2 separate regions of the Homo sapiens genome follow, and region 2 is linked to region 1. A link is a loop called in an ENCODE intact Hi-C map of the cell type or tissue named here. Cell type or tissue: sigmoid colon. All regions are shown on one strand. Each heading gives the region's core, and the rest is flanking DNA. Links, peaks and the distances in the headings are about the cores only.

Evidence for each region. Peaks named below come from ENCODE experiments on the same cell type or tissue, not always from the same donor. Only the 100,000 strongest peaks of a DNase experiment are listed, where the experiment ranks them.
Region 2: it touches region 1 in a loop (4-fold over the local background); 1 of 110 quality-filtered maps calls a loop at or near these places.

Annotation. Positions count from the first base shown.
Region 1 is chr16:86,456,772-86,465,247 of GRCh38, reverse strand. No RefSeq gene overlaps it. Among named protein-coding and RNA genes, the nearest start is that of FENDRR, 48 kb to the left of the region's middle. In sigmoid colon, for the core only: a CTCF peak has its summit at 2,811; DNase peaks (open chromatin) are centred at 2,517 and 2,807; H3K27ac peaks cover 2,956 bases.
Region 2 is chr16:86,148,107-86,154,727 of GRCh38, reverse strand. No RefSeq gene overlaps it. Among named protein-coding and RNA genes, the nearest start is that of LINC01082, 45 kb to the left of the region's middle. In sigmoid colon, for the core only: no CTCF peak of the experiment used is centred there; DNase peaks (open chromatin) are centred at 1,452, 2,987 and 3,367; H3K4me3 peaks cover 580 bases; H3K27ac peaks cover 2,558 bases.

The sequences.
Region 1 (8,476 bases), core at 1-5,000:
TGATATCATTGCCCCCTGAAGAGTGTTGGAGAGCCCCGCCACAAGCCCGGGAGTTTCCTTCCTAGGGAGGTGGGGTTTGGACTTAGGATGGCCTCAGGGGTCCCACCGGCATTGGGATCCAGGGAGGTCAATTTTGAGGCTGGGTTCAGGGCCTTTTCCTGGAAGGAGCATGTCCCACCCGTCAGTCTTGAGTAGTGATGTCTGGAAACAAAACCGCATTTCCTGTGTTTATCAAAGCTGTTATGTAGGATGAGCAAAGACCTAGGTCACCCTGGTCTGGGCATATTCCAAGCAACCAGCCATCCCAGGAAGTAATTTGGGGGTGGTAATGGAGGATTCGACGTGAAGGTGCTGGGGTAGGGGCTAAATCAGAGGCACCCTTGGGACCATTTGTGTTTGACTATCTAAAATGATGGAAGGCAGGTAAAGAATGATGCTGCCCTCTACTCCTTTAGGGAAGTGAGGAAGGAGGCTCACCCTTGATAGGACTGAGTGCAAAAGTGGAGTTCAGCTCCTGCAGGGCCTGCACATTATATAATGAGAGTGAGACCAACCACTATCATCATCACTGTCACTGTCAACACCACCATCATCATCATCATCATTGCCACCATCAACATCATCATCACCATCACTACCAACATCATCATCATCACCATCACCATTATCACCACCACCACCATCATCACCATCACTACCACCATTATCACCACCACCATCACCATCACCACGATCATTATCATTGTTACCACCAGCACCACCATCACCATCATCACCATCACCACCACCATCACCATCATCATCATCACCACCACCACCACCATCACCATCACCACCATCACCATCATTACCATCACCACCACCATCACCATCATTACCATCACCATCACCACCATCACCATCACCACCACCATCACCATCATTACCATCACCATCATCATTATCACCACCACCACAACCATCATCATCATCACCATCACCACTATCACCATCATCGTCATCACCAGCACCAGCACCATCACCATCATCACCATCACCACCGCCAGCACCATCACCACCATCACTATCACCATTTTCACCACCACCACCATCATCACCATCACCACCACCACCATCATCACCATCACCACCACCACCACCATCATCACCATCACCAACATTATCACCACCACCATTACTGTCATCTTTGTGGGGCAAGCTGCCCAGCAGTGGGTAAAGAGTCTGTATCCCTTTAAGAATCTGCCTCTGCCCTCTCTGGGGCTGCCCCTCTAAGCCATCCTTGGCGGTCCAGTCTGGCCCTCCCACTGTAGCCATGCAGGCCACCAGAACGACGGTCCCAGTATTAACCCTGGGCCAGCCCTGTACCTTCAGGGTGCACACATGGGGGCCCTGAGCCCCATCCACATTGCCCTCTTGGTTTAACCAAAGCCCAAGAGAAGTCTTAAAACATGTCTTGACCATTTTCTGGGTCTGGGCAGGGTCCAAACTAAATCCCAAAGACCCACAGGGCGAAGGAGGAGAGGAGGTGGGGAGCTCACCCTTCCAGCCCTCCCAGCTGCTGCCTGGAGCCACTCTGTGGGAAAGGCAGCCCAATCCTCCATGGACTGATGCTGCTGGCCCCTGCGTCTGTGGGTTGAGGGTGACCGATCTCAGCCTAAGGCAGCAAATGACAAACGTGACTGCGTCAGCAGCACCAGAGGATGCTGGCAAACACAGATGCTGGGCCTTCCTCCACTTCACCCCCCACATCCCTCACCCCTGGGGTTTCATGATGTCTGGGGTGACAACTGAGGGTCTGAGTTCCCAGCAAGTTCCCAAGTGACGCCATTGCTGCAGGTCTGGACCCTGAGAGCCACCCTGCTAGTGACTTACCCAGCAGTCTTTCTTAATGGCATCTTGGCCCAGGGAGTCCTGCATATAGGTGTGTAGGTAACTCACTGGGGCCCCCAGTCACTGTAACAAACAAAGCCCTCCCTTATACATTTCTAAATGGGGAGCCACAGAAAGCTCTTTTGAGAATATAACCCAGGCTTCCAGCTTCCACCTGGGCTCAGCTCCTGGCTGACAGCCGGCCCTAACCCACCAGCATGTACTGAGCCATCTTGGAGGTGGGTCCTCCAGCCTCCATTAAAGCCGCCTCAGCTGACACCCAGTGGAGTAAAGACTAGTCTTCCTCGCTGAGCCCCAGCCTCAGCTTCTCATCTGTAAAATGGGCCCGCGAACACGATATCAAATGTGGGTAAAATGCCCTGCATGCACCACATTCTGGAGGTAAGCATGGACAGTGTTATGCGGACGGCAGCTGCCTGTTGGGCAGGCAGGCCCTCCCTCCCTCCTTTCCTTGAAACTTGCTGGCCCCTCACCGTGAGTTCTCAGCCCTGTTTCTGGCATCATAAAAGACAGTCTTTCCGTGAGCAAGCTTCTATCCATGGCAGCTGGTCAAGAAACTTCCTCTGCTCCCCACCCCCAGCCCTTCCTCACGGAGATCCAGCCAAAATGGCTGCTGAGCAGGGCATGGAACAGCATCATGGCTGCCAAGTTGGCCCTGAACCCCCATCACCAGGCCCTGCACACTGATGGCCTGGTGGAGAGGTTGGGCATGGGACCTCGTGGGGGACGTGGCAGCAGCCGGTGGGGGTGGGGAGGGCTAAGTGGGGAGGAGAGACGTGCATGAATAATCTGGTGACCTTTCGTCTTCTGTGTTTGGGCGAACCTAAGACTGTTTACAATAAACCTCAGGGAGATTTTTCATCCATCCAAATGGAACAAAGGTTATGTAAGCAGAAAGACCTCAGGCTCAGCAAACACCTGCTCCAAGGGGCCAAACGGAGGGAGTGCAGGAGAGATGGAGGCCCTTGGTTGACTCATGATCAAGTTCATCATAACAGCGGTTTTATGGAGCTGGAAGGCTGCTGGGAAAGACCGTGAGCACTTCCTGGGGCTTAATCGACCAGGCCACACGCAAGGGAGGGGCCCCAGGGCCCCTGCATCCGCACACATTAAAAGGAGCACACAGCCTGGGACCCCCAAGGGGCTGCCCAACCCTAGCTTTTATTTCAAAGTTACTCTGGGTGTCTTCTCTTTAAAAGCCTGCCTTTGCCGTGGCTGTGAAACTCATGAGCACCCAACGCTTCAAGCCAGGGGCCTGCATATATTTTGGATGATAGCAAGCAGGAAAGCAGGTCTAATCAGGAATAAAAATCTGAGAGCAATTCATCCCCTTGTTATTGTCTTTCTGCTTTATGCCATCCTTGATGACTTCTAGGGAGCAATTCTGCACCCAGCAATGTTTACTTAAAGAGGTTGATCTTCCATCTTTGGGTTTTGGTGTATTTGGCTTATAAGATAGACCATTTCTGAAAATGTGAGATAAACAGTCCATGTGTTCATACAGTCTGTGGAATTATTTATTGAAGACCTTGGCTGGTTAGCAACTGTACCCACTAATGATTTGGTAAGTGTGGCTTAAGCCTACTTGCCAGGGGTTGGGGGGGATTGATTCTTCTTCACCATTTCCCAAATAGGGACACAGGCTTGGTTGTTTGGGAATTATCTTGACATCTAGCTTACACAGTATGAGGCCAGAAAGAAGAGAGGTTATGGTTTGTCCAAATGTCTGCCTCTCATTTTCAGATTCTCTGTTAGTATTTGACAGATTATATTTTCCAAAATAGCTGCAACAAGATCTTCCATCCCAAGGTCTTCTTAAAATGCCTCATCTGGAGGAGGAGCTGTATGTTTCCTTCTGCTTGAATCTCAGCGGGCCTATGACTACAGGCAAAAGTGCAGCTATGTGACTTCCCAGAGCAGGTACCAAAAGGACACACAACTTCTGCCTGGTCCTGTTGGAAACACTCATTCTGAAAACCTATCCTTCTTGTGGTGAGGAAGCCCTAGAGGAGCCAAGGCTCCCAGCTGACATTCAGCACCAACTGGCCAGCCATGTGCTGTGCCATTTTGGAAGTGGACCCTCCAGCCCCAGGCATTCTACCTCTGCTCATGCCCATTTGAGTAGAGATGAACCTTCTTGCTGAGCCCTGCCCACAGTACAGATTTGTGAGCTAAATAAGCAATGGCTGTTTTACATCACTAAGTTTGGGGCTCACTAAGGTCACTAAGATTTGTTACATGATACAGGTATTTCAAATGAAAGCATAAAAATAACAGCCCTAACTATCATTCAGAGAGCACTCCCTACCTACCAGTCACAAAGACACAAGCTTTGCATGCATGACCTCATTCATGCTCACTGACACCCAAAGGGGCAGATGCTGCTCTTTTCTCCACTTTTATAGAAGGAGGAAGCTGAGATTCAGAGACATTAATCCACTTGCCCAAGAGCACATGGCTAGGAAGTGGAAGAGCTAGGTCTGTAGCACAGGCAGTCCAAGTCAGAAACCAGTGGGCTTCCTCTCTCTACTCAGCCATCAGTTGGTGACCTGAGGGCTAAAATCTCCCTTAGTCTTCAGTTCTGCTCTCTCCCTGCAATATGGCTTCCACGGACCTTTCAGAAGGTCCCCTAAGTTGTTCACCATTACTCACAATCCAGTCACAGGCCAGGAGACTGCCCCCGCCAGATCCCACTCAGGCCCCCCGCCAAACCCTTGCTTCTGGTGTGTTCCCAGCCCAGAATAGCCTCCCTTTGTAGGAAAACTGCCCGTCCAAAGAGGCCCACTTCACAGGCCAACTGGTCTTCGAAGCCTCTCCTGGTGTTGGAAATGGTTACATCCCACAGAGCTCCGAAACTGGGGAAGACCTGAGATAGCTACCTTTGGGGGAACACCCTGGACTATAACCTGCCCGAAGGTCCCCTTACTTTGCTTCATCTGACTTCCCATCCTCCTGACTTACGCCTCTAGCAGGAGCCCTGTGGTTGGAAAGCTCTTTGATGGTCCTTCTACTAGTCCCAAAGCCCGTGTACTGCTTGCCGGTGTTGGCCTGCATGTCTCAGCATTGGCAAAGCCACACCCATGTAATGTCACCTGCAACCTGCTGGCCATTCCCACATCCATTTTCCCTGTCTTTCATTGCAATAGGACCCCCTGCCCCCAACGCCGTAGATTTAGCTGGCACATGACCTCTGAGAATAAACACGACATTTTTTTTTGAGATGGAATCTCACTCTGTCACCCAGGCTGGAGTGCAGTGGCGCGATCTTAGCTCACTGCAAGCTCTGCCTCCCAGGTTCATGCCATTCTCCTGCCTCAGCTGCCCGAGTAGCTGGGACTACAGGTGCTCACCACACCCGGCTAATTTTTTTTTTTTTTTTTTTTTTTGGATTTTTAGTAGAGACAGTGTTTCACTGTGTTAGCCAGGATGGTCTCGATCTCCTGACCTTGTGATCCTCCTGCCTCGGCCTCCCAAAGTGCTGGGCTATTGATATTATTGATTTAATTCTCACATCGACTCTATGAGGATACTGTCGCTATTTTTCCTATTTTTCAGATGATGAAACTGAGGCTCAGAGAGGTTAGGACACTTGTCAAATGTCACATAGCCGGGAGGAGACAGAGCCTGACCCAAACTCAGACACGTTGGAATCCACAACTCATGCTCTGAGCCCTGTTTTATCGGCTGGCGGAGGAGCCCAGGGGTGAGGACGGAGGGATAGGCTCACACCATTGAGCTGCTGCTTCCCAGCACAGGGACCTGCACAGGAGACTGCTCTGGTATCATATTCAAGGCACTGCTGGACTCTGAGTGTGATGTGCCAGGAAATGCCTGCATGTGAAAGCGGCTGCCCACGTGCCCCCTTCACTTCTTTGCCCACTCTGCTTTCTACTGTACCCTGGCACCAACCCCAAGGCTTAGCACGCTGGCGCTGAGCCAGGTGTTCTTGTGCCCAGCACGGGGGCTCCGTCCCTTACAGCTGCCATTTTCACTTCATCCCGACAGCCGCTTCCTCTTCCCGGCTGATTGAGCCCAGCACTACACTGCCCACGGAGCTAAAGCATCTGAGCGATGTGAGTGTTTATCCTCTCGGTTATCCAAGGATGCATATTCTTCATGTTCATACATAGCTAGAAAAATCAGATAAGCAAGTTGAAAAAGAGATTTTGAGTAATCCCAGCATTCAGAGGTACATGTTATAAATATTCAAACGTCCTTCATTCGTGTCTTTGACGTGCCTTTTTGTTTTTCTGTTTTGAGACAGGATTTCACTCTGTTGCCCAGGCTGGAGTACAGTGGCTCACTGCAGCCTTGACCTCCTAGGCTCAAGTGATCCTCCTGCCTCAGCCTCTCAAGTAGCTGGGGCTACAGGTGTGTACCGCCACGCTCAGCTAAGTTTGTATTTTTTCATTTTATTTTTACAGATGGGGTTTTGTCCTGTTGCCCAGGCTGGTCTGTAACTCCTGGTCTCAAATGATCCTCCTGCCCTGGCCTCCCAAAGTGCTGGGATCGCAGGTGTGAGCCACTGCGCCCGGCCTTGCTGTGTCTTTAGAAACATGTTTTGCTGCATTTATTTAGCCTTTACTCTCCTTAAAGCTTTATGTTTATTATCTTATTCTCTCTTTGCACAGTTCTATCAGGTTTGCATTGCCACATCCCCATTTTATTGAACCGAGGTGAAGTAACTTGTTCAAAGTCACATAGTGAGTGATCGGGTTGTAGTTTATACTTAGCTAGCCTGATTGCAGAATCTGTATTCTTACCCCACACTCTTTCTCACACACACACATGCACGTGCATGCATGCACACTGAAAAAGTGGTGAAGCTAGGCTCAACTTCGATAATTTTTTGTGTAGCAATAGAGCAGAAGTGTATTTCCATTTCACAAAGCAGAAGACACTTGCATTTCCAGTCTCTGACTAGGAGCTAGGATTGTGTTTGCTCAGTCCCTTAGCTTTGGATATCCAGATAAACATCACTGCATAAAACGTCTTAGAGTTGAATCTCTTTGCGCACATCTTTAATTATTTCCTTTCTATAAATCCCTAGCAGTGAGGAAGCCAAGTCACTGTTTATTCATACTTGCAGTTTTGGTAGATATTGCTAAATCAACTTCCAAAAAAGCTGAACAAATTTCCACTTTCACAGGTTACATTTGAGCAGGATCGATGGGGTTTTGAAAAATCTTTCTTAACTAGGACTCTGGTATCTTACAGGCTTTTTTGGCCACTGAGACCCTGATGATGTTCCAAGTGGAATATTCCAATTCTCCAGGAAGCCAAGCCAGCAGGCTGGGATGCCTGGAAAGGAAGGAAGGAGAAGGGAGGGGAGGGCGACGAGGCAGTTAAATGCTGCACAGACTTCTTGAGAAAGATTCTTCCCTAGGATTCATTTGCTGTGTGTTTGGTCTTCCAAATTATTCCTGCATGAGTCTAGCATTTATAAGGAAGAGAGAGAATTTACCCTGTCAGTGTTTGGAATTAATTATATCTGAGAGCACCAGAAGATCTGTCTTAAGGCTTTAAAGATGATTTCATAGAGGAGTGTCTAAGGGACGGAACATGAACTCACGCAATGTTCCCACTTAGTCAGAGCAGGGCAGGCAGAGGGGATTCATCAAAATGCCTGCCTCCTTTGGCTAGGACCCCATCGCACACCTCCCTGAGTCATTCTTATGTCGCCCCAGAGGCTCACCGACGATGTGGGCGCAAAATAAAAAGGGTTTCCAAATTGCTCCTTGGAACAGGCAAGTGGAAGACAATGTGGTACACAGAAAGAACCCGGGCTTGGGAGGAAACGCAGAATCCCATCTGTGTCTTTCTGGCTCAGGGACTGTGGGTGAGGTCCCACATGTCAGTTACCTACTTTGCAGGGCTGTAAAGATGAGCAGGAGCTGGCTGCAAGATGCCTGGGATGCTCACCATTGGTGCTCATGCTAATTTTTATCCTAAAATCAAGAAAGGAACAAATAAGTTCCCTAACTGATCTTCATCAGCTACAGATGAAGATATTAACTTCAGTGTTGCACGGCCCCTTTACTGTGTAATCCAGGATCTTCCCCCCAATCTCATAAAACCTCCCCATTTTACAGATGAGGCAACTCCAGACACAGACCTGCTAAAACCCCAAGCCCATACTCTGTCTGGAGAGACCCCGTCCCTGCAAAAAGCCATGTAACAAAATGAAAATTCGAGGCTGGGAGGAGTGGCTCCCGCCTGTAATCTCAGCAATTTGGGAGGCTAAGGCGGATGGATCACTTGAGGCCAAGAGTTTGAGACCAGCCTGGCCAACATGGTGAAACCCTGTCTCTACTAGAAATACAAAAATTTAGCTGTGTGTGGTGGTGGATGCCTGTAATTTTAGCTACGCAGGAGACTGAGGCAGGAGAATCATTTGAACCTGGGAGGTGGAGGTTGCAGTGAGCTGAGATTGAGCCACTGCACTCCAGCCTGGGTGAGAGACTCTGCCTCAAAAAGAAGAAAGAGAAGGAAAGAAAGAAAGAAAGGAGGGAGGGAAGGAAGGAAGGAGAGGGAGAGAGAGAGAGGAAAGAAGGAAGGAAGGAAGGAAAAGGAGGGAGGGAGGGAG
Region 2 (6,621 bases), core at 1,452-6,451, 310 kb after region 1:
GAACTCCTGTGCTATTTGTTATCCAAGGAACACCTAGGAACTCAAGAACACTAAGGAAAATTCTGGGCAAAACATATCCAGTCCTCAACTTTACTATGGGTATCAGGAAGGCAAGAACCAAGCTTTCCTCATCTCTGTAGAGCAGACCTGGTACATCAATTGGAACATGCTGAATGAACACAACAATGAATGAATGTGGAAACACCTGGAGGGTAGAGACTAGGCTGTCATCTCTCTGACCCCAAGGCCTTGCACACAGTAGGTGCTCCACTGGTTCTAGTTCATAACTTGACAATAACACCATGATCATTTCTCTTCAAGAGCTTTGAACTTTTCCCCTCTTAGTTGGATTTTTTTTCTAAAACCCTTTACTTTTTAAAGGATAGTGTGGTAATACAAGCCAACCCTGAACTATCTGTTTAATCTTCTTTCCCCTAAATATTAGCTCAGTGGGAAAAGGAGTCTAACCTCTCTGTATATTTTTCTCTGTGTATACTTTTGGCCAGAAGGCTGGAAAAACCAGGACTAAAGCACGGTGCTTAGAGATTCTGAGAAAAGATGGGGAGCAAAGGCCGGCCAGAGGCAGGAAGAGGGGTGTCAGGAGGGCAAGAACAGATGGGACCCATCTCCCCTGGAAGGGCTGTGTCTGAGGGTTTGCTCGTCTTATGTGTGAGCAATTCTCCATGACAAGCCACTTGCACCTCTGCGACCCGACCCGAGGGGAGGACAGTTTCCAGCTGTCGCCAGTGCTCAGACCCACCTGAGCCCGCTGGGAGTGCCCTTCACAGAGCTCAGAAAACGCACAGCGGGCACCTTTGTGGTGCGCCCCTGCTCACAGTGCCATGTGGGCGCCAAGTGAGGCTGGGTGGTAGTGATGGTTGTACAACCCGCTCAATTTACTAAAAGTCGATGAATGGCACATTTAGCCTGGCTGGGTTTTATAGCCTATAAATTATAGCTCAACAAAGCTGTTAAAAAATAAAACATGCTCTTTGGAAAAATTATATATACATATATACAAATATATATGTGTGTCTGGACACATACACGTACACACATATGCATGTCATATCTATATAGACAAATATATACATACATATATGGGTATGCAATTGAGGTTATAAAGAAGAAAGGCCCTTTCTAATGGAAGAGTCCCAGGTTGCCAGGCAGGGGACCTGATGAGTGGGCAGGGCCCTCTTCCCTCTCTGGACCACGTCTGTGAAGCTCTCCCTTTCTCTCTAGAATCATTTCTCAGCGCGGCAGCCAGGGTAACCTTTTGAAAACATCAGCCCTCTGGTCCAAAACCCTACAATGGCTTCCCTCTGTCTGCGTAGAAGCCGAAGCGCTTACGATGATCTTTACCAATCCTTACAAGGCTCTGGACTACAGCTTTCTGTGATGATGAAGTGTTCTAGACCTGGGCTAGCAGCCACCAGCCACTGGTGACTCTCGAGCACCTGCAATCCAGCTGGTTGATGGAGGAGCCGATTTTTAGCTTGACTTTCTTTTGATTAAACTGAAACGTAAGGAGCCGCAGGAGGCTCCTGGCTACCGAATCGCCCAGCGCAGCCCCAGACCACCTGCCCCTTCCCACCGCACTCCACCACTACTTCAACCTCCTCTCCCACTATCTACCCCTACTGCTGCTTTTTTCGGCCCCAGGCACAGTCCTGCCCCAGGGCCTTGGCATCAGCTGTCCCCTTGGCCTGAAGCACCCTTTCCTAGGCACACACCTGGCTTGCTCACTCCCATCCTTCAGGTCTTTGCCCAGCGTCACCTTCTCCCTGAGGCCTACTTTGGCCCCTGTCTGAAGCCACTCCCTTCCCCGTTCTGTGTCCTGTGTCCCAGCACAGCTCACCGGGTTCACTGGCCAGCTGTCCGGGAACCACTCTCTGTCTCCTGCCTCCAGAACCCAAGCTCCGTGAAGAAAATGGGCTGCTGCCTGCTTCGTGCAGTGGTGCTTCCTGAGCTCCTAGAACAGTGCTTGGACATGGCAGGGGCTCCACAAACATTTGTTGAATAAAAAATTTGAACAGACTTCTCGTATGGTTTTGCTGGTGGAGAAGGACTGTCTGATCATTGAACTTGCCACATCAAACATTCTTTTGCTCTTTCTGCCTCCCAGGATCCCAGATCCCCTAATTCTGTCAGGTCCAAGGACATGGGAATCTTGGGACTGAAATGGCAAGTGGCCCACCCCCAGGTGTCCCGGCTCCACTCACACTGTTGACCTGGCTCTAACAGGCTGTCGGGAGAAGGGGCTCTGTCTGGACAGGCAAGGTCCCCCTTGGGTGGCTGAGCCCTGCAGACCTCTTCCCCTTCCCCAGCCCCCCAGCATCTATGTTTCCTGAACACTGCTGCCCTTCTGCCTTGAGTGGAGAGGCTGGGATGGCGCATGTGCTGTGCGGGACCTTCCGACCCACTTCAGTCCTCACGGCTCCAGGTCTGCGAGAGAAGGCTGGCTCTTTAGTGGGGCCATAAGTTTGAATTCCCAGAAACACCCGCACACACCAGGGAAATGAGAACTCATTTCCCTCCTGGACCACCCCCAGTCGTGTGTTTCCTGGGCAGGGGATTGGTCTATTTTTCTCCTGGAAAATTCACCCTTAGAAACTCTCCGTGGACCTGAATGCCCCCGAACTGTAGCTGCACCCCTAGACTGTGTCCCCTCTAGAAATTCTGTTTTGCTTTTCTTCTGCTCCAGAGCACTTTGTTTCTGTGACAATACTCAGATTCCCTGAGATGTTGGGGAGGCTGTTTGTTTCCTGGTTGATAGATTCCCTTATCCCGAGCTCACTGTGGCTCGGACACCAATTTATAAATACAAGGCCGCTTTCCTCGCTCAAGAAGTGCGTTAGTCCTGCGGCCAAACGACATCTTTAAATGGTAGCGAGGCATTTAGATTTCTCTTCTGCCCAGCTGACAGTAGGTTTACAGTTTATAATCTGGCCTTTGTAAAAGCATTTGTCAGCCTGGATATTTCATTTTTAAGCCCGACCACCCATGCAGAGGGCCAGGCAGGAAGCGGCCCTTCGTCTGCACCCAGTCAGCTTAGAGGTTGGCCGCAGAATCCCAGGATCCAGTCACAAAGGGGGACTTTTTTGGCATTATCTACTTCGCATCTCTGCAGCGAAAGCAGCCCTTGTTTATACGAAGCTATTCCTGAATGCTAAATTTGGAAATTCCACGTATTCCTCTAATCCGCCAGGCCCGGAGCCGGACGGGGCCGCCTCTGAGAAGCCTCACCACTTTCCTGGCGTTCCTCAGGTCTCCAGTTGAACCTCCCAGCGTGACAGGGGAGGCTTTCAGGGCTGGGGACCCAGTAGTGAGGCCCCAGCCAGCACCCAACCCAGCCGCTTCTCCCGTCAGCCAAAGAGGCGCTCTGTAGCCAGGCCGGCGGTTTTATTTAAGTGTCTGTGTACAAATGTGTACAATATGGCTCCCTCTGGGCCAGCCCGGCCTGATCTCTGGCAGAATCTCAGGGCTCTGGTCCATAGGAGGGGGCCCAGCAGGAGGAGGTGGAGGCTGGGCAAGAAAGCATTAATTGATAAGGAATCTCCGGAGCCCAAGCTGGCACGATGGCAGGAATGCAGAATCATAAGTCACACTCAGGTTTTATCTACGCTGCTTGAAGATGTTTTCAAGGGAGGAAATCACACCGTTTCAGGCCACAGATAAAGGGGATAGTCAGAGATGGTTCATTTACAGAGCATCCCCCAGCCTCCTCCACCTGGGCAAAAACGCTGGAATTTGGCCCCCAGCCTTCCCGCTGCCGTTGCAACCTCTTATCACATACCGGCGGCCTCCCCGAGGCCCAGCCTCTCTCTTCCACACCTTCTGATGCTCTGCTCCCACCCTGCTCCCGCCTCCTCTCCACCGCCTTCCCGTCACGGCTCACGCCGAGGGTGGTCTGAACTCTCCCTGACATGGTCACCTTCAGGGAGGCAAGGACCAGCTGGCTGATGGAGACAGACACGAATGAGACCGAGGCACAGCTTCCCAAGGCACTTCCTGACTTTTTATCTTCACACTTTTTCTTGCCCTGGAGCTGGGGTTACCTTTCTGTCCCCTAAAACTGGGCACTTCCCAGGCTCCAGGACTACCCAAGACAGAAGGAGAAAACTGATTGTCAGTTAGGATCATGTGCCACATGCCAGAGGTACATGCTCGTTCACTTCTTCCTGTCCCAGGTGGGGTTTTTCCCAGGCAGAGCCTGAGACAAGGATTCTAGCACAAATAGATTATCTGGAAGGCAGTCCTGGAAAACGCAAGTCAGGAAGCTCGTGCAAGTGACACAGGGAAGGAAGAAGGCAATACAGGGGGTCGCAGTGAGCAAGTTACCCCTGGGGGGTCCCTAGAGCACTGTCTTGGGACGCCCCATGGAACAGCGTAGGGCATCCTCCTGGGATCGTTCACCTAAGGGGACAGGAGCTGGGGATGTGACCCACTCATTCCATTACCACTGGCTGAGGGACCCTCCCTGCAGCATTATTTCGCCGACACTGCCATCCTGCCATGGGCAGGGCTAGAGCTAGTTCCTGTAGCCAGATGGAGCTCAGGCAAAGGAACACAGGTGCAGGCAGTTGGAAGCCAGTTTGGCATTTGCTAAAAGTTAAAGATGAGGGATACGGGTCAGGCGCACACAGCCTGAGATCACTCAACTAGAAAGGAATGGAGACAGAACCCAAGCCTAGGTGGTCTTACATCCTTACCCATCACACCGCTGCCTTATCCATCAAGCGTGAAACCTGGCTTGTTTGGCAGAGTGCCCTCTCCCCAAACCAGGCTTTGGTTTCTGTTCATGCCTTATTAATTCAAATAAATGCCCCAGTTTCTTATAAGAGAAGCATATTTTATTTGGATAGATTTCTCATGCACCATGTTGCAAATACTCCAGCTTCAAAGGCTAATGCTACTCTTAAAGTCTTCCTAACCAAATTCTGTTAGGAACATCCATGCTATAACCAGATCCAACAGAAGTTTATGCCAAAACTTATCCTCTAATAAATTAAGACTAATTTATAGCAGAGCTGTGGAGATTGATTTTTACTCAATGACTACATGGACATTGGGTTGGGCTGAGCCTTTTGTCATGGAGATGTGTGTGGAGTAACTCCTGGTCTCCTAGAATACAGATGGCCGAATGCAGTTTTTTTCTCCAAGGAAAGACAACCTAACCTAGAATAGGGATAAAATCTAGTAATGCCACCAATAATGATATTAAAAATCTGGGGGTGAGGGTACTTCTATAGGGACGGATATGAAAATTGTTCAAACTCATTTATCCAAATGAATAGGATGGTGTTACTCTACTATTTGTTTTGTTTTATTTTCTTTTGTTTTGTTTGTTTGTTTGTTTGAGACAGAGTCTCGCCCTGTCACCGAGGCTGGAGTGTAGTGACGTGATCTCGGCTCACTGCAGGCTCCGCCTCCCGGGTTCACACCATTCTCCTGCCTCAGCCTCCCGAGTAGCTGGGACTAAAGGCACCCTCCACCACGCCCAGCTAATTTTTTTGTATTTTTAGTAGAGATGGGGTTTCACTGTGTTAGCCAGGATGGTCTCAATCTCTTGACCTCACGATCCGCCTCCCTCGGCCTCCCAAAGTGCTGGGATTACAGGCATGAGCCACCACGCCCAGCCTCTACTATTTGTTTTTAACAGTGTAAAATTACTTAAAATTTTTCAAAAGACATAAAATTCTTCTTAATCTGAGGATCAATTTAGCTCATAATGTTAATTATTATCCTCACACTGTTTGATGTTCTAAAAGCTCTGTAAGGATGGCTGCATTCCCAGGATCATTTGTTGACAATGCTCATATGAACCAAGATACTGATTCTGCTGAATGAATGTGACATAGACCTGTCATGTCGCCCAGATATTTTTGTATAGTTATTTCTCAATTTTTTTATTTAACAGCAATTCTTCATATGAAGTCTTATATGGAACATCCATATGTGAAGTAAATATACATGAAGTGGTTTTGATATAAATAGGGTAAGGAGTTCTGGTTGAAATCTATATTTTTGGCCAGGTATGGTGGCTCACGCCTGTAATCCCAGCACTTTGGGAGGCCGAGGCGGGCAGATCATGAGGTCAGGAGATCGAAATCATCCTAGCTAACACGGTGAAACCCTGTCTTCACTAAAAATACAAAAAATTAGCCGGGCTTGGTGGCAGGTGCCTGTAGTCCCACCTACTCAGGAGGCTGAGGCAGGAGAATGGTATGAACCTGGGAGGCGGAGCTTGCAGTGAGCCGAGATTGTGCCACTGCACTCCAGCCTGGGCGACAGAGCAAGACTCCGTCTCAAAAAAAAAAAAAAAACTATATTTTCACACACCCCCAAGGTATTTGCTCAGACACCTCCATGCAACCACAAGGACTGAATAAAAGAGAATAAAAATCAGAAATTAAGGCTAAGTTCTATACCTGACATATGGGAAAAGCAAGGCCAAGTGATGGTAAGTCATTTGAGTAACACTGCAGAGAAAGTCTGCAGGCAAACCCAAACTAGGATTCAACTCTCTTAACTTTGTGCTACCCTCTAGAGCCATGGATAACGCAGGGTATTCAGTAGAGCTCCCAGAAGGGTCACACCTTAACAGTAGGGCTTAATTGG